2 separate regions of the Homo sapiens genome follow, and region 2 is linked to region 1. A link is a loop called in an ENCODE intact Hi-C map of the cell type or tissue named here. Cell type or tissue: ascending aorta. All regions are shown on one strand. Links, peaks and the distances in the headings refer to the core of each region. The heading gives the core; the rest is flanking DNA. Region 1 overlaps LOC107986464 (a long non-coding RNA gene). Region 2 overlaps GRIA1 (glutamate ionotropic receptor AMPA type subunit 1).

What was found. A loop is a pair of places that touch in the nucleus more often than their neighbours do. Peaks named below come from ENCODE experiments on the same cell type or tissue, not always from the same donor. Only the 100,000 strongest peaks of a DNase experiment are listed, where the experiment ranks them.
Region 2: a loop joins it to region 1, with 2.2 times the contacts of the local background. A loop is called at or near these places in 1 of 110 quality-filtered maps.

The regions. Positions count from the first base shown.
Region 1 is chr5:153,946,381-153,962,637 of GRCh38, forward strand. It overlaps LOC107986464 (a long non-coding RNA gene), which reads right to left. Exons shown (of 3, transcript XR_001742937.1): 2 at 7,972-8,088; 3 at 7,475-7,857. Among named protein-coding and RNA genes, the nearest start is that of LINC01861, 56 kb to the left of the region's middle. RefSeq lists enhancers at 12,364-12,971, 12,972-13,578, 13,579-14,185. In ascending aorta, for the core only: no CTCF peak of the experiment used is centred there; a DNase peak (open chromatin) is centred at 7,241; H3K27ac peaks cover 2,253 bases.
Region 2 is chr5:153,559,068-153,561,567 of GRCh38, forward strand. The region is part of intron 2 of GRIA1 (glutamate ionotropic receptor AMPA type subunit 1); the gene reads left to right. Among named protein-coding and RNA genes, the nearest start is that of GRIA1, 70 kb to the left of the region's middle. In ascending aorta, for the core only: no CTCF peak of the experiment used is centred there; a DNase peak (open chromatin) is centred at 1,043; H3K27ac peaks cover 1,042 bases.

The DNA of each region.
Region 1 (16,257 bases), core at 6,157-8,656:
CAGACAAACCACATCAAACAGATATTCAGAAAGGGACAAAAGTAAGGAGAATGAAAAATCTCATCATCTTCATTTTAGCCCCTTCCGAGAGTCCAGCTGCATTTCTGCCTGCAGTCTCCATCAAAACAAGCTATATCCTTAATAATTTCCCCCCTTTTACTTGATCCAATTCAAGTCAGTTTCTATAATATCAGCTAGTACTGCAAATACTTTATTTTTTTAACCTGCCTCTTTTCACAAGGAATTTCAGACACCCATGAATAAAACATGGATAGCCAGATGGATAGAAGACAGATTGACTTCTTCCTGAGAGTGCAGTCACTGATGGGCAAAGCAGCAAAATCACCCATCCTGTTCTACTAATCCATCAATTTATTCTGCAAGATGTCCGCTGAGCACTTGCTTTGTTTCAGGATCTTTTTGGGGTGCTGGGATGCAGTAGTCAGTAAGGTGACCAAAGGTCTGCCTTCCCAGATCTATGTGTACAAACACACACACACACACACACACACACACACACACACATGCACACACAATGCGGCAGTAATCCAGAACCACAAGATATAGGAAAAAATAGGAAAGAAAATTCAAATCCAAGATATGTTTCAACAGAAGACATTGAAAGAATTGTTGCCCCATTAAATATATGCAATGAAGAAAATATTATATTTATGTCTATTGCCCAGGAGAATGAAGGTGACACTTAACAAAAAGAAAAACTAAAAGTCAGGAAAAACTTAAACTAATCTTCTGCTGGGTTCTGTTTACAGTATGATTGTTTTACCATTTTTTCCAAATTATCAGCCTTCCTCATTCTTTCAACTAATCTATGTTCTCCCTATATTTCAAAAAGGTAATTCAAAAACTATCATCTGTTCCTATTCGGCCATCTTGGCCGAATCTCTAATCATAAAATCTCTAATCATAAAATCTAATCATAATCTCTAATCATAAAATCAAAGTAAATATTAATAGAGATAAAAACTGATAGAATTGACTATTTAAAAAGAAAAACAGGCCAGGTGAGGCGGCTCACATCTGTAATCCCTACACTTTCGGGTCACTTGAGGTCAGGAGATTGAGATCAGCCTGGCCAACATGGTGAAACCCCATCTCTACTAAAAATACAAAAATTAGCTGGCCGTGGTGGCAGGCACCTGTAATTCCAGCTACTCAGGGGGCTGAGGCAGGAGAATCACTTGAACTGGGGAGGTAGAGGTTGCACTGAGCCGAGATCATGCCACTGCACTCCAGCCTGGATGATAGAGCAACACTCTGTCTCAAAAAAAAAAGGAGAGAAAATAAAAATATATGGAGGTCATATAAAAAGATAAATATTGCTCTTTACAAAGCTGCTGTATAGGGGGTGGAGCCAAGATGGCCGAATAGGAACAGCTCCAGTCTACAGCACCCAGCATGAGCGACGCAGAAGACGGGTGATTTTTGCATTTCCAACTGAGGTACCAGGTTCATCTCACGGGGGAGTGCCGGACAGTGGGTGCAAGACAGTGGGTGCGGTGCACCGTGTGTGAGCTGAAGCAGGGCTAGGCATTGCCTCACCCAGGAAGTGCAAGGGGTCAGGGAACTCCCTTTCCTAGTCAAAGAAAGGGGTGACAGACGGCACCTGGAAAACCGGGTCACTCCCACCCTAATACTGTGCTTTTCCAATGGGCTTATCAAACAGCACACCAGGAGATTAAATCCCGCACATGGCTCAGAGGGTCCTACGCCCACGGAGCCTCACTCATTGCTAGCACAGCAGTCTACGATCAAACTGCAAGGTGGCCATATCAGGGATTCCTCAGGGATCTAGAACTAGAAATATCATTTGACCCAGCCATCCCAATACTGGGTATATACCCAAAGGATTATAAATCATGCTGCTATAAAGACACATGCACACGTATGTTTATTGTGGCACTATTCACAATAGCAAAGACTTGGAACCAACCGAAATGTCCAACAATGATAGAATGGATTAAGAAAATGTGGCACATATACACCATGGAATACTATGCAGCCATAAAAAATGATGAGTTCATGTCCTTTGTAGGGACATGGATGAAGCTGGAAACCATCATTCTCAGCAAACTATCGCAAGGATGAAAAACCAAACACCGCATGTTCTCACTCATAGGTGGGAATTGAACAATGAGAACACACGGACACAGGAAGGGGAACATCACACACCGGGCCTATTGTGGGGTGGGGGGAGGCGGGAAGGATAGCATTAGGAGATATACCTAATGTTAAATGACGAGTTAATGGGTGCAGCACACCAACATGGCACATGTATACATATGTAACAAACCTGCACGTTGTGCATATGTACCCTAAAACTTAAAGTATAATAATAATTTAAAAAGCTGCTGTATAATTAAGATGATATATAGAAAATCCATCTATAACTTGAACTCTGCTATACAAAGTTTAGTCACTACTGCTATATTTGAAAATAAAAACATACAAAAAAAAAGATAAATATCTCAGTATAAACATCCCCAAGGGAAAATTGGATCATATAGGGACAAGGAAATACAAAATAGGTACAGGTAATTGGTAAGTTAAAAGCCTATCAATCTCTCCAATAATGAAATAAATGTAAATCAAAATATAAAACTTATTTTTCACTTATCACATTGACAAATTTGCAAAAAAAAAAAAAAAGAACATATATAATGCAGGTAAAAAAAAAACTGTGGTGGACAGAAGTGAGGATTCTTCGCACTTCACAGAGAGCAGTTTGGTGATACATGCCAAAACATTAAATGTGTTCACTCCATGGCCCAGCATTTCTACTTCTCAGAAGTTTTCTTTAGGAAATAGAAAGACAATGGAATATAGTTACAACAACAATATATTCACTGTAGATACGTTTACAATAGAAAAAATGGAAACATTTCAACACATCAGTTAATACGTGAATTGATAAACTAGGTATATCTACCTATACGATGAAATACTAGCCACATAGTAAAGATGATAATATAGGTTTATATAACATTCATTGGTATGGAAAAGATGTTCACAATCTACTACATGAAACAAAGCAGTTACAAAATAGTTTGAAAATAGGGGCCCCATTTTTCTCTTTTTTTTTTTTTTTTTTTTTTTTTGAGACGGAGTCTCGCTCTTTCGCCCAGGCTGGACTGCAGTGGCGCTGTCTTGGCTCACTGCAAGCTCCGCCTCCCGGGTTCACGCCATTCTCCTGCCTCAGCCTCCCGAGTAGCTGGGACTACAGGCGCCCGCTACCATGCCCGGCTAATTTTTTTTGTATTTTTAGTAGAGACGGGGTTTCACCGTGTTAGCCAGGATGGTCTCGATCTCCTGACCTCGTTATCCGCCCGCCTCAGCCTCCCAAAGTGCTGGGATTACAGGCGTGAGCCACCGCGCCCGGCCCCATTTTTCTCTTTTTTGACATATGTCCCTATTTACATGCATGTATTTGAAGAAAATTCACCACCTGGCCAGGCATGGTGGCTCACACCTGTAATTCCAACACTTTGGGAGGCCAAGGCAGGAGGATGGCTTGCACTCAGGAGTTCGAGACCAGCCTGGGAAACATAGTGAGACCCCAGCTCTTGGAAAAAAAAAAAAAAGAAAGAAAAGAATATTCACCACCATATCAACAAGGGTTATGGGTGATTGGATAATGGCTGATACTGACTTTCTCTTTTAAAATGCAACTTCATTTTCTGATTTTTCCAAAGAGAAATCTTACAATCAGAAAAATATAGCTATTAAAAATACTATTATAAAAGGATTTCATTCAATAATAAGAAAATTTCATAATTGTAATATAAATAATTGGCCAAAATATATTAGCAATTCATTAAAGAAGTTTAAATCACATACAAACATGGAAAAATATTCAACTTTACAAGAGATGAAAACTAAAATATGCCTTTAATTTTAGTGAATATTTTTTAAAATTTAAAATACACAGTGCAGGTAAGGAGTAGTTAAACAAGCATGATCAAACATTGTTCATAGACATATAAAATGGTACCACCCTTTTGGAAAGCAATTTTTCAATATTTTTAGAAATATTTAATTCCTTAATTTATTCATACGCTTTGATGCAATATTTCTACTTTATAGTATTTCAAAACAAATAAAATTAAATGCAGATACACACACATGCCATGTTTAGCAAATCATGTTTATTATAAACAGAAATTTTTAAACAAAATAAATATCTATCAACCAGGGAATGATTTAGTGTATCTTACAATAGAATATCATGGCCATGCACAGTGGCTTATGCCTGTAATCCCAGCACTTTGGGAGACCAAGGCAGGTGGATACTTGAGGCCAGGAGTTCGAGACCAGCCTGGCCAACATGGTGAAACCCCATCTCTACTAAAAATACAAAAACTAGCTGGGCATGTTGGCGCATACTTGTAATCCCAACTACTTGGGAGGCTGAAGCAGGAGAATCGCTTGAACCAGGGAAGCGGAGGTTGCAGTGAGCCAAGATGGTACCACTGCACTCCAGCCTGGGCGACAGAGTGAGACTCTGTCTCGAAAAGAAAAATAATATATATATATGTAATATATCATGTGACATTGGATATTATATTTATAAAGAGTTCATGATAATGCAAAAGCACTTATATTTTTTAAATATATAAAGTTAAATATATATAATTTACATAGGCATATTACATATGTATATGTAAAAACTAAGTAAAAGAAAATAAATAAGAAAAAGAAAATCTATACCAAGTTCTTAAAAATATCTACGAGTAGTAGGACTAAGGGTAATTTTTTTCTTCTTATACTTTCCTGTATTTTCTAAATGTTAAATCATGAATATAGATTATTTTTATAATTGAATTTTTCCCCCAATTTTCTTCACTAGGCTTGGTAGATTTTCTACTCCATGAAGCTACAGCACTTAAATATTCAGCTTGCCATATATAGTCTTGCCCAATAGCTCATTTTTATCATATCATGCCCTTCTCAAACCTCCTGTAGTTCCCCATTGCCTAAGATACCAAGTTCAAATGCCATGTGGGCATGACTTTCAAAAACTCAATAAGCTGTCCGCAACTTAGCCTCATTTCTCACTCCTCTCCTAAATGGCACCTGCATGCTCATTTCTGACCATTTTCATTCCTAGTTTTGAACCTTGATCCAGGCTGTCTCCCCACCCGAATGGCCCTTCGCCATCACCTCTGCCTCTCCAAGAGCTCTCTCTCCTTACGAGACTCAGACCAACCCCACTCCTTTGGGAAGCTTCCCATGATTACTCTGGCGTCCTCTCATCTCACCCTTCTCTAACTCAGTCTCTACCACTTAAGAGCTCACTTTAACCTTTGCCTTACACTGCCCTCTGTAGCTAATTGGAACAGTATTTTTCAGGTGGATTGTGTATTGGCAGGAAGAGACACTACACATGAGCACCTACTAACATTTTCCATCTACTTGCTAAAATAAATCAGAAACATAAGGCAGAGAAAAGTGGCCTTTGCAGGGCAAAAACCAAGGCAGCACCTTTCAAATGTTCCCCAAGTCTCCTAGTAGGGAACCAGTAGCTGCCCATGACTTCCTTCACCACAGGTATGGTCTCCCCTATCTCCAAGGTTCAGTGTTGGCTGTGCAGTGGTCCTCCCTTACCTGCAACGAATATATTCCAAGACCCCCGGTGGATGTCTAAAACTGTGGATAGTACCAAATCCTATATTTTACTGTGTTTTTTTCTACACATACATACCTATGATAAAGCTGAATTTATAAATTCGACATAGTAAGAGATTAACAATAGCTACTAATAAACTACAACAATCATGACAATATGATGTAAAACAGTTGTGTGAATGTGGTAACTCTCTCAAAATATCTTGTTATACTGTACTCTCTATTTTCAGCCTGTGGTTGACCACTGGTAATTGAAACTGCAGCTAAGCAGAGACTACAGTAGTAGAGTCCTTTTGTACCCAAGCCCACCTTACCATTCAGGAAGGATTTACCCAATAGTCTGTGTATTTAATAATCCCCTGTGAGGGGATATTTCTAGATGTTAGACTCTCCTGGTTCTTGAAACAATTGCAGCCTCAATGAAGCTACATCTTCCCCTAGGAGGGAGAAAAGTAGAGTCTGTGCCCAGGAGTTTCTGAGGAGTGTAGCTCTTTTAAGCATCCCAGGTAGCCATGGCCCCTCCCTTGGTTATCCACCATTTACAACCATAGGGCTTCACCCTCAGCAAGATTGTAAGGGTAAGGGAATGGGAACCAATGCTTTTTGATCACTTGCCATAACCATCAGGATCACCATCATAATATCATATTAAGCACCACCAGTTTTGAGCTGCTCATGTGGGCCAAGAATGCGACACGAATTATCCAATCCATGTGACAATGCTGTGAGGTGAGTATATCATCTCCACTTTTTCAGACAGAGACACAGAGTCTCAAGGTCAGTATCTCGCTCAAGGTTGCATACCTTCAAAGTAACAGGGCCAGATGTAGAGCCTCTGCCTGCAAAGCACCACCCCATGGGCCTTTCTGTAAATCCTTCACAGTGACCGTCTCAGTCAAGAACTCTGTCCTGACATCTAACCTAATTCCTGCATGTTGCAGCTTCACACTCTTTCTTCCTGTTCTCTTCTTGGAGGAACTGGTCCCCAGGCTTGGAAGCAATAGTTCTTTTGCCAGAATTGTTAAAACACTCTTTGGCCATCTTTCAGGATGAATCATTCTAGATCTTCCTAGGCCTCATATTTTGAGCGATTAATTGTTTCCATTCTCCTCTCCTGAACACTCTTCTCATTCTCTGCAGCCCTCTGACATGCACTCTCCATTTTGAAAGGTCCTTAAGAATTTCCAGAGTTGTTTTGGGCTTTTTATTTTTTTTCCAAGGGACTTGGGAGAGGCATGATGGTCAGGGATAGGAAACCTTTCCATCTATCCAAATAAAATGGCTTGTTTCTGAGGGAAGAGAGATTAGAGGAAAGCTCAGAGGGCTGGGGCCAGGAAAATAACTTTGAAACTTAAAATAGATGAATTCAAATAAAGATGAATCAGAAACACAGGATTAAATTTTTCTGAGGCCTCCAATTTAGCAGGAAATGTGCTGGATAAAATAGATTTGGATTTGATTTATCAAATGCAAAATATTTTTTTCTTTTTAAAAAAGTGGGTAAGATTCTGAGTATACTCCAAGCCCTCTCACTATCAAAATCAAGCACCACCAGGCAGCCATTGCCCATGAGTCAGAGTCAGGTTAAAGCCGGATGCCTGGCTGAGTCCCTCCAGAGCTAGCATTTTCCAGTGGATTGCCATGTTAATCGGCATAAGAAACAGTAGGGGTGTAGAAGCAAGAATTCCAGGCTGAAAATCAAGAGACCTGGTTCTAGCCCCAGTTCAACCAGATGACCTTGGCAAGTCCTGGGCCCTGGACCTTCCTGACCCTCCATTTCCCCGAGTTTAAACCTGAGGGCTTGAGCCTACATGATCTCAGTGGTCCCTTTCTAGGTCTTATATTTTATAGTTCTCCAGTGAATATCAGCAGTTTCCAAAATGGCTTCCACCAAGCACTGATCCTGCAAGATGCTCAGTGGAAAAGCAGTTCAGTGGTCCCATTTGTTGGTAAAGACTGCATATGTGAGCTTCCCCTTGAGATTTAAAAAGCTTAATTTAATTCAACCAATGAGTTCCCAAATCTTATACCGTACACTCTTTTTTTAAATGTACTATTACCCTGTGAAATGTATTTCGGGAAACAGTGACAGTAAAAGTCCATCCTTCCTTCCTTCTCACCTCTGGGGTTTTGTCATCAATGGTGTCTCTTCTCCCCACTCACATCAGAACTTGGAGAGCTCCATTTGACACGGGAAACCCTGAGGACTCTGCCCTTAATTAAAGGAGCATAAAGCAGCAAGTTAGACAGTGGGCAGGCAGAGGCAGACGTGGGCTATCTGTGTTTGCAAACAGAACCAGGGCTAAGATGGCAGAATGATGAACTCACTGTGTATTGATGTTTTGCCCTTCATGCTATGGAGAGGCTGCAGGTGCATCCCTCTCCCTGAACATCACCGTAGAGGTCCTTGCAGCATGCTCCCTTTCCTCAGGGGCTCAGGTGTTTCTGGACAAATCGAAAGAGCAGCAAGACCATCAGAAGAGCAACTCCCCACTGGGCTGCTGTTTTGGAAAAACCTAACCTCACTGAGGGGCTGCCTTAGTCTTCTCAGGCTGCCACGATAAAATACCACAGACTAGGTGCCTTAAACAACAGAAATTCATTTTCTCACTTCTGGAGGCTAGAAGTTCAAGATCAACGTGCCACCGGGGCTTGTTTCTGGTAAGGCCTCTCTTCCTGGCTTGTAGAGAGCCTTCTTCTCACTGTGTCCTCACATGAACTTTCCTCTGTGCATGGGTGAGAGAGACCTTTGGTACTTTTCCTATTCTACAAAGACACTGATCCTATTAGATTAGGGTCTCACCATAACCTCATTTACCCTTAATGATCTCCTTAAATGCCCTATCTTCAAATACAGTCACCTTGGGGGATTAGGGCTTCAATGTAGGAATGTGGAGGAGACAAAATTCAGTCCATAAAACAGGGAGATTCCTCTGGATTGCTACAGAGAGGGAAGGAGAGATGTGAGTTTGGGAGTTTAAGAAGCAGAAAGAGTCAGAGGAAGAAGCAAAAGAAATGTCTTCAAGGGCTAAGTGGATGAATGACTGTAGTCTGTGGGTATATCCTGCTCCTTGCAGAGCCCTAGGAAGTGCTAGGACATCAAAGGGGAGGTTGTGGCACATCTGGAGAGGCTGTGCCCTGACACCATGCATGACTCCATGGGCCAGCTTGGCACAGAAGGCACAAAGCCACCTGCAACGAGGTCACATAGATTTGGGCAAGGAATGACTTGTGTGGACACAAAGTCCAGGCTGCCCACCAAGTGCACAAGACCTCAGGACATTTTCCCATGCTATGGAATAAGAAAGAGCCCAGGAATGACAGAAATTTATTTTCCCACCATCCATAACGATGAAATCTTGCAGCAGATTAAGTTTGTTTTAGAGAAATAAAATAAACATGGCCCACACTTTGCATTTTGGAGGAAATTTTACAGCTGACATTCTGATGTCACTAGTTGTAAGCAGGATGGGTGGGAGGCCAGGCCTCTAAGATCCAGTCCAGATATTGGTAAAAAAGATTTGGCAGATTCCAAGCAAGGGAGGGCCAGCTAAAAGTTATTAGACAGGATTTGTATTGATAAGCAATGCAGTCCAACCTGACCCCTTCAGGACATCTAGGCCCCAATAATTCACCCTGTTTTGCCCCTCTTGTTGACTTGATGAGAGGTATATTAGTTTCTTGTGGTGGCTATAACAAAATATCACAAAGTTGATGGCTGAAAACAACAGAAATTTATTTTCTCACAGTTTTGGAGGCCAGAAGTCCAAGATCAAGGTATTAGCAGGCGTGCACTCCCGCCAGAGACTCTTGTAGGGGGCTCTGTTCTTTGCCTCTTCCAGATTCTGGTGGCTGCCAGCATTCCTTGGCTTAGGGCTGCATCCCTGTCTCTGTTTTCACAACACCTTCTCCTCTTCTGTGTGTCTGTCTCAAAATTTCCTCTGCCTCTCTTATAAGGACACTGTGATTGTATTTAGAGTCCATTCAGACAATCCAAGATAAGCTGCTTCTCTTGGGATCCTTAACTTAATCACAACTTTTGCAAAATAAGGTAACATTCACAGGTTCCAGTGAGTTGGCATGGATATCTTGGTGAGGGGCTGGTATTTTCAGTAGACCACAGGAGGGTCAAGGCCATGGGTAGCTTAGCCAGGTAGGGCTCATTCCACCACCAGACAAACCCACCACCACAGCCCCTAGTATGAGGCCTGCCACACAGTGGGCTCTTAATGTTTGTGAAATGAAGACTTTGTTGGATAAGGGCCAATATGATGAGAACTAGAGCTATCAGCTGGGCTTACCCTTGAGAGGACTTCACCCAGTAGAACCCAAATTTTTAGATTCTCTTTGACTAGATGAACTTACACACAAACACAAAGCAGAGAGTGGGGGTGGGATATGCATATTCAGGTATCCACATAAAACTTCCAGCTTTTTCAATTGCCAAGTGAGGAGAGTAAAAGAAAATGTCATTTATTTTAATAGTCATTTCATAAAAGAAAGAGCATTTTAGCACCAAAAGGAAGATCATTCCTTTAGAATAAAGGACAGTGTTTAAAATTAAATAAATCCAGCCTCATTAAAAATTCACTTTGCAGTTCTTTTTTTTTCTCAGCTTGCCACAAATGAAATTCCATCACAGACCTACACCAGTTTGCAAATGGGCATTTGAAAGCAGCTGCAGGGAAAAAATTTTGGAAGGGAAAAAGCCACTTCATTCTAGGAATAAGGAAGAGAGTATCTGTCGTTGGGAGAGTCTCCCCCTCCCCTAAATGCCCCAAAGGCCATCAGAACTCCAAGGCTTTATCCTATGACCCTTTCTCTGCCCATAACACAGCCACTGCAGCCTTCTGCCAGGACCCACTGAGAGTGAACACAAGGGAGCCTCTTGAGAGATGCCCGCTGTGGCATGAGACTTGCTGATAATAAACAACATGAACCCCTCCCTCTTGTCTCTGCCTTCCCGACTTCTCTCCCTCTGACCAACTCAATCTCTGCCCACTTCTGCCTCTTGCAAGACCTTTCCTCCTTTGGCACTGATACAAAGTCCGAGAGGCCTTTGCCACTTCAGTGCCTGTCACTCCCCATCCGCCAGCTTCACCAGATGGCCTGTGGTGTGTGTGGTCCTGTGCATATGCCCACATTCTTCAAGACCCTCTCGCCCAACCAGAAAGCTACCCCAGGGCTGTGCAAGCAGCATCACTTCCTAAGACCTAAAGTGTCTCTGTGCCTCATCTGTAGGGCCAGGTAAGGTGATCTCCACGTTTACTCCCCTATTGCTGGGGAAGCCAGCCAAGGAAGGATGCATGTTCTGCCTGGTGCAAAGTAACCATGGGAGCTTCCCCGCTGGATTCCACAAAGTTATCAGGACATGTTGCAAATAGAAGGCCACTCGTGCCCCAAAGCCAAGTCTGACAAAGTCCCTCATGCCTGATAAGAAGTTCTCTCCTATTCGTGAGAAGAACTTAGGACCTTGTAGATTGCTGATTGACTTGGTGTTTGCACAGCAGTCTGGAGGACAAAAAAGACCAAATGCCTTAAACACAAGCCAGAGCCTTTGACTCAGTGAGGTCAATTCTAAAAATTCTAAGAAAACATCAGAGATCCATCCACAATTTAGGTATCAGGATGTTCATTACAGTTATATATGTAGTTTTGGGAAAATGGGAAATAATTGACACATTGGAATCTCTTGCAGCTAATAAAGGTTGCCCAGTAAAAGATTTCTTAATGACATTTAAATATAGTCACTGTGTAATGTCACTATATAATAATAAGTTGAGATATTAGTTGGTGTTTATTTTTACTATGTAGAAGAATCAGGAAAAATGGGAGCTGTTGTATTTTGTTCTCTCTGAGTTTTCTTCTCTCCTATATGTGACTGTGCTCACTGGTCTCAGGGGAGATACGTATTGCAGGGAAACCTGCTCTCTGGGTTTTTGTTCCAAATTCTAAATTCACTGGGGCAATTTGCAGAGGATAGGGAGAAACTATTGATGGGGAGAGACTGAGGTGAGAGAAGAGAGGGCAGGAGAAAGATTTGCGGGACTATCCCCTTGCCTCTCTTACCACCCAATCCCCTCTGCGCCACAGCCTGATGACGGTCCTCAGGGGAATGGTGGCAGTGTGTCCCAGGGCATTCCACCCTAAGTCCCAGCCCCCTCTCCCCATCTTGGCAAAGATTCTCTTGGCAAGCCTGGCACAGAAACTGCAGCATGCCCAACTTCAAGGGACTTTGCACATATGGCAATGACTCCACATCATGACACACACCAAGGGGCCAAGACAAGACTTGCACTATTTCCAAGCCAGTTCTAGGGAAACTCAAAGGGTGAACATGGAGAGCCCACCAATGAGACAGAGTAGGTGCATACAATCAGAAAATATTTGGTATAAAGAACTAACCTGCCTCTTCTTACATGTGGCATAAAATTCATACCAAGGATAAAAGCTAAGTGCAAAAATAAGTGTGGTCAGTATCTTCCTCATCTTGTATTTTTTAAATGGATGTATATTTATATAGACATACACATACTGGCTAAGATGTATTGACTGTTTACGAGGTGCTGAGCAGAATCCACTCACTGCCCTAACTCTCTAGAGAGCCCCATGAGGGACAATGCCATTATCCTCATTTTGCAGATCAGGAAACTGCGGCACAAGGAAACCAAGTCATTCACTTAAGGCTGTGAAACCAACGAGTATCAGAAAGAGGTTTTGAACTCAGGTCTTCTGACTCTAGGGTACCCCTCACCTCCTACAGCCCCCACTGTCAGTGTCACCCCGCTGTGAGTGCCCCTCTGCTGATTAAACTCCCAGAAGTATAGACAGTAAAAGGTTCCTAGTATAACCTTGGTGGTGAAATTACAGGAAGTATTAATTTTTCTCTGTGTTCTTGTCTACATTTTCTATTAAATACATATGCATTATTTCCACAATTAGAGAAAAATCCATTGTATTTAAAACAGAACAGAAAGGCCTTTGTGTTCTCTGAGACTTCAAGATGCTCCCAAAGCTCAGTATGGCCCCACGTGGGGAGTTAGTCCTCCTGCAGCTCAGCCCCTGCCCGCTCAGGATTCTGCTCCCTTGCTGGGCTCCTGCCCTTTGTGTCCAGGCTGGCTCTTGGGCCAGCAGGACTGAGTCCAGTTGCCTCTTTGGGGCCTGGGAGAGGGAGCCACATAGAGAGCTTAGCTGAGCAGCCTTCTCTCTCTCTTTGGAGAGCCTAAAAGGGAATGCAAAAGGCAGCTCTTCACAGGCATTTGGTCTCCCCCATCACCACTCGCAACCCTAAATCTGCTCTCTCACGCTATGGGCAGGCTCCTGGGGGCTGTCAGTCTGCAGAACAGTCAGCTGTGCAGGAGCGTCCCTCTGAGACCCAAGGCTGAGGGGCAGCAGGCCCTGACCCTAATATCAAGTCCCAGCCAAGGAGACAGACCTCTGCATGGACTAGAACTGGGAAAAGAGCCTCAGACTCTGCTGAGTGAGGACAGTCTACTGAGAGCTCCCTCAAAAGGGGAGCACACAAATTTCCTAATGATCAGAAACATGTGTGGACATTCCTGAGAATCCAGATCAGCCTCTGTAGATTGTAGATTCTCTGGGCAGAAAAGCCTTGGGAAGCTTAGCCCCCCACCATCCCATTTACCCTGGAGAGCCCTCCCGTCTGTTGCACTGTCCAGAAGCCTCTTCCCTCTCCTGGCTGGGATATCTTTCTAACTTGTAATGAAAGTTGCTCTCTCCACTTCTCAATGTGTAGTCTGTCTTAAGCACTCCATTCCAGGAATTCCAAGAGCCCAGGGGACTCCATTCCAGGAATTCCTGCCTCGGGAGCTTTGCACTTGCTATACCCTCTGCCTGAAACACTCTTCATAGGATGAGCTGGGCATCCCTGTGTCAGCTTGAAGTCACTCCTCCAGAGCCTCCTGACTGCCCTGAGTTGACAGCCAGGTCCTGAGCACAGCATATCCCTGCCAAAGGCCACAAACTCAAAAGAAGGAAACTGGCCCAGTGTAGGTGGACAAATGGTCACTGGCACTGGACTCACGGGCTGGATGATGAAGGGGAGTAGTGGAGACTGTATCAAACCGGAAAGCAGGTGCCCCATCCAAAGAGGGAAGCCACTGCACAGCCTAGCTTGGATGCTGCCTTGTAGAAATATAAACTGTGTGGCTGAACCTTCAGTTCAGACAGGGAAGAGAAGTCAGAAACCTGGACCTCCATGAGAACTCTTTAGGTTGTTTATATCTGTTGAATACTTCCATGCATGCATGTATACCATAGGCACCTACAAAGACTGCTTCCCTGGGGTGAGCTCCGGCACCCCAGCCTGAGCTTCCCCTCACCCTGGCAGCTCCTGGTCCCTCACCCCACACCCATGGCCACGTCTTACTCCTCTCACACCTATCCTCAGCCCTGCACAGCCAGGCCTTGCCCCTCTCACCCCTGTCCTCAGCCCTGCACAGCCAGGCCTTTCTCCTTTCACACCTGTCCTTAGCCCTGTGCCCCATGCCCAGCGTGTGCCTGATTGTCCTGGCTCTGGCCTTACCAACACAAGGGGCTAATGTCCCCACCTGTAACCAGAAAGAAGGAAAGAGCCCAAGGCCCCAAGAGGGTTGCAAAGGCTGCCAACCCCATGTGAGTGCCCGGCAGCCTCTATTGCCAAATCACCAGGGAACACAGACAAATGCCACCCCCGCCCCTTGAGTTGGTGAGAGCTATTTCCCACCACATCCTGTCCTCCCACCCACAATCTGCAAACCAGCATGTGTGCCTCCATTTCACTAATTGCAGGCTGACTGATGGGGCTGTAACAGCATTCTGGCTTCTGGGTACAGGCAATCAGAAGCCAGGCTGGAGCCTCGGCAAGGTACTGCCTGGACCCGAATGGGAGCTGACACCTCCCCAGTTCCATGAGCCCTGGGGCCCTTTACCACATAGACTAGAACTGATCCTAACATCTTCCCCAGCTCTGGAGCTCAGCTCCTAAATTCCCCGGGAAGGGACTTCCTGTTAGAACAAGGCTATCAATCTTCCGACCTCACCAGGCCTCTTCTGACAATCCAGAGACAGCTGAGATTCCAGCTGTGGGGGAGGTGGGAGGGAGATCATATGACCTTCTTCATTGATTAGTCAGATAAAGTGGTGCCCCCGCCTTGATGCCTGCTTCCAGGCTGAAATTGATGTGCAAATTCTGGGGTTTGTTCATGAGTTCAACAGTTGCAACAAACACTGCTGACATGGATTGAGTGGTTACAGGGCACTAGGTGCTCTCCATATATTAGTTCATTTAATTATCACAGCAGCCTTATGAGATTGGCATTCACATCTGCTTTTTATAGATAAGGAAACTGAGGCACAGAGCAGTTAAGTAACAGTCTTAAAGTCACATGGTCTCTTAGTCCATTTGGGCTGCTATAACAAAACACTGAGTTGCTTATCAAAAACAGAGATTTCTTTTTTATTTTTTTTTATTATACTTTAAAGTTTTAGGGCACATGTGCACAATGTGCAGGTTAGTTACATATATACATGTGCCATGTTGGTGTGCTGCACCCATTAACTCATCATTTAACATTAGGTATATCTCCTAATGTTATCCCTCCCCCGTCCCCCCACCCCACAACAGGCCCCAGAGTGTGATGTTCTCCTTCCTGTGTCCATGTGTTCTCATTGTTCAATTCCCACCTATGAGTGAGAACATGCGGTGTTTGGTTTTTTGTGATAGTTTGCTGAGAATGATGGTTTCCAGCTTCATCCATGTCCCTACAAAGGACATGAACTCATCCTTTTTTATGGCTGCATAGTATTCCATGGTGTATATCTGCCACATTTTCTTAATCCAGTCTATCATTGTTGGACATTTGGGTTGGTTCCAAGTCTTTGCTATTGTGAAGAGTGCTGCAATAAACATACGTGTGCATGTGTCTTTATAGCAGCATGATTTATAATTTTACTTTGGAGTTCTGGGATACATGTGCTGAACGTGCAGATTTGTTACATAGGTATACATGTGCCATGGTGGTTTGCTGCACCTATCAACCCATCATCTAGGTTTTAAGCCCCAAATGCATTAGGTATTTGTCCTAGTGCTCTCCCTCCCCTTTCCCCCAACCCGCTAACAGGCCCAGTGTGTGATGTTCCCTTCCCTGTGTCCATGTGTTCTCATTGTTCAACTCCCACTTATGAATGAGAACATGCGGTGTTTGGTTTTCTGTTCCTGTGTTAGTTTGCTGAGAATGATGGCTTCCCGCTTCATCCATGTCCCTGCAAAGGACATGAACTCATTTTTCTTATGGTTTCATAGTATTCCATGGTGTATATATGCCACATTTTCTTTATCCAGTCTATCATTGATGGGCATTTGGGTTGGTTCCAAGTCTTTGCTATTGTAAATAGTGTTGCAGTAAACACACATACGCATGTGTCTTTATAGCAGAATGATTTATAATCCTTTGAGTATGTACCCAGTAATGGGATTGCTGTGTCAAATGATATTTCTGGTTCTAGATCCTGGATGAATTGCCACACTGTCTTCCACTATGGTTGAACTAATATACACTCCCACCAACAGTGTAAAAGCATTCCTATTTCCCCCACATCCTCTCCAGCATCAAC
Region 2 (2,500 bases), core at 1-2,500, 390 kb before region 1:
GGACCTTGGAAACCCTGTCCATTGGTAACCAGTTTGATGGCTAAGCTCCATTTTTCCATCATGTTTCCTAGACAACGCCATGCAAGCTTCTGCTCCAGCCCCTTTGGAGCTCTGATTCAGACACTAATCTCAGGCCCTCCAAGGAAGCATCATTCAGACCTTCCCTGCTTCCTGCAGAGGCACATGTAGTACAGTACGTGAGGCTTTCTATGGAGCTGCTCTCATTTTTGTTCATTAACTTCTCTCCCTGGGAGGAGGCATGCCAGGGAGGGTGTTTATCAAGATGAGGCACATGACAATAGGAGCACCAGATTTCCAGTCCCTGTTTTGTTATCAGAAGTTCGCTTTCCAGACTTGGGCAAATCACTTTAATGTCTCTTGCTTAAAACCTTGACTAGCTTTTCAATGTTTTTGGGGACAAGGACTCAAGGCCTTAGAGATCTTGTGATCTCTCTACATGTGTAATAAATATATAAACCATAATATAGCTGCTTATTATCAAGTATCATGCACTGTACATGACTGTATGTGCTATACTTTTATATGCAACTGGCAGCACAGTAGGTTTCTTTAAACCAGCATCAACACAAACACATTAGTAATGCATTGTGTTACAACATTACCATGGCAGAGATATTACTAGACAATAGGAATTTTTCAGCTCTATTATAATCTTATGGGACCACCATCATATAAGCAGGTCATTGTTAACCAAAACATCATTACATGGTACATGACTATATTTTGGTATAATTTTATACAAAAAAAAATTGCCTGACTTTTGCCTACCTACCCAGCTCCTACTTCCTTGAGTTCACTCCTTTGTGCACTCCAACCCCACTCACCTATCTGTTATCCTTCTGACACACCCTATTGCCTCCTTCCATTTGGCTTTATCCTACAAAGTTTGCTGTTTACAAAGTTTACTCTGAAATAGAGGTCATCATTTTGAAGACTAGAAAACCAAGGCACAGAGACTTACATGCCTTGCCCAAGTTTGCATAGTTTGTAAATGGAAAAGCTGGGGAAAATCCACGGAAACTTGGCTCTGGATTCCATGCTATTGACCAACTCCTGACTTCCTGCCCTGCTAGACCTTAGTGGGTGGTCATGAAATAAAGGATGTAGGAACAGTGTGCCAAGAGTTCTGTTGGATTATTTTAGCTGAAATCTCATAATGGCTTTTTATAGAATATTAATGACTTACAGAGCTCTTTGCTCTGGGTTATGGACTTAGGTTTCTAAATTGTCATCTCCTTCTAGATAACTTTTCAGGAACTTATCAGCACCCACACAGGACTGGATGTGCTTTTGGAAGGTACCATGGAGGCTGATATGGTGTGGCTATATCAAATCTCATCTTGAATTGTAGCTCCCATAACCCCCACGTGTCAAGGGAGGGACCAGGTGGGAGGTAATTAAATCATGGGTGTGTGTTTTTCCGTGCTGTCCTCGTGACAGTGAATAAGTCTCATGAGATCTGATGGTTTTATAAAGGGCAGTTCCCCTGCACATGCTTTCTTGCCTGCCACCATGTAAGAAGTGCCTTTGCTCTTCTACCATGATTGTGAGGCCTCCCTAGCTGTGTGCAACTGTGAGTCTATTTAACCTCTTTTTCTTTATAAACTACTCAGTCTTGGGTGTGCTTTTATTAGCAGCATGACAACAGACTAGTCTAATACAGAGGCTTTGGGCATAAGCTATGGGCCTTTGGTTTTGAGGTTCTCCAATATTCAGCTGGGAAATTATGTACCACTAAGATGAGTTTTGGAGAAGCCTCCTTGAGAGTAATTAAACCAGAGCAGCAAAACAATAGACTCCTACCTGTATGGAAAGGACAGAGTCACAAGTCAAAGCTTCAGGCTGAACCTTTCTTAGCAAAGTGAGAAGGGTAGATCTGAGACAAAGGAGCAGGGATTTTTTTTAGGTTGATTCCTGTATTTATGTAACTTCTTTCTCCTCAACAGTACAGGTTTCTTCATGATACATGTCTTCAAGACAGCATTGGAGTAAAGGATTCTCAGTGGCCTTGTTTTATTCAATGGCATTTAGTAAACGTGGGGAAGGGATCAAGAGTCCACATCAGATCCTGGCCCTGGAGCAGCTTTTCTAGTCGGGGGTCATGATAGCTACAGTCTCTCTAGTATCTTCTCTGTGCCATTTAAATAAATAAATCAGAGAATTGGACTCAGAATCTGATTCTCTGATTCCGCTGAGTCAGTTCTTGGCCAGGGTCATGAAACTGGTAACTTGTACAGCCTGGACCCGTACTCAAGGATGTGAGACTTGGAGTGGGGGTTGAGAGGAGGACAGTTCATGACAAGCCTGACCCAACATAGTGCTGTGCCCAATTAGCTAGCTACACAGATAAGCAAACTGAGGCTACCACTGGGTCAGTTCTTGGCAAGGGTCAGGAAGCTGTAACTTGTAGAGCCTGGACAAGTGTCTGTGATGTCAAACCCCGTCCATGTAACTGCTAGTTACTATATGGGAACTCAAG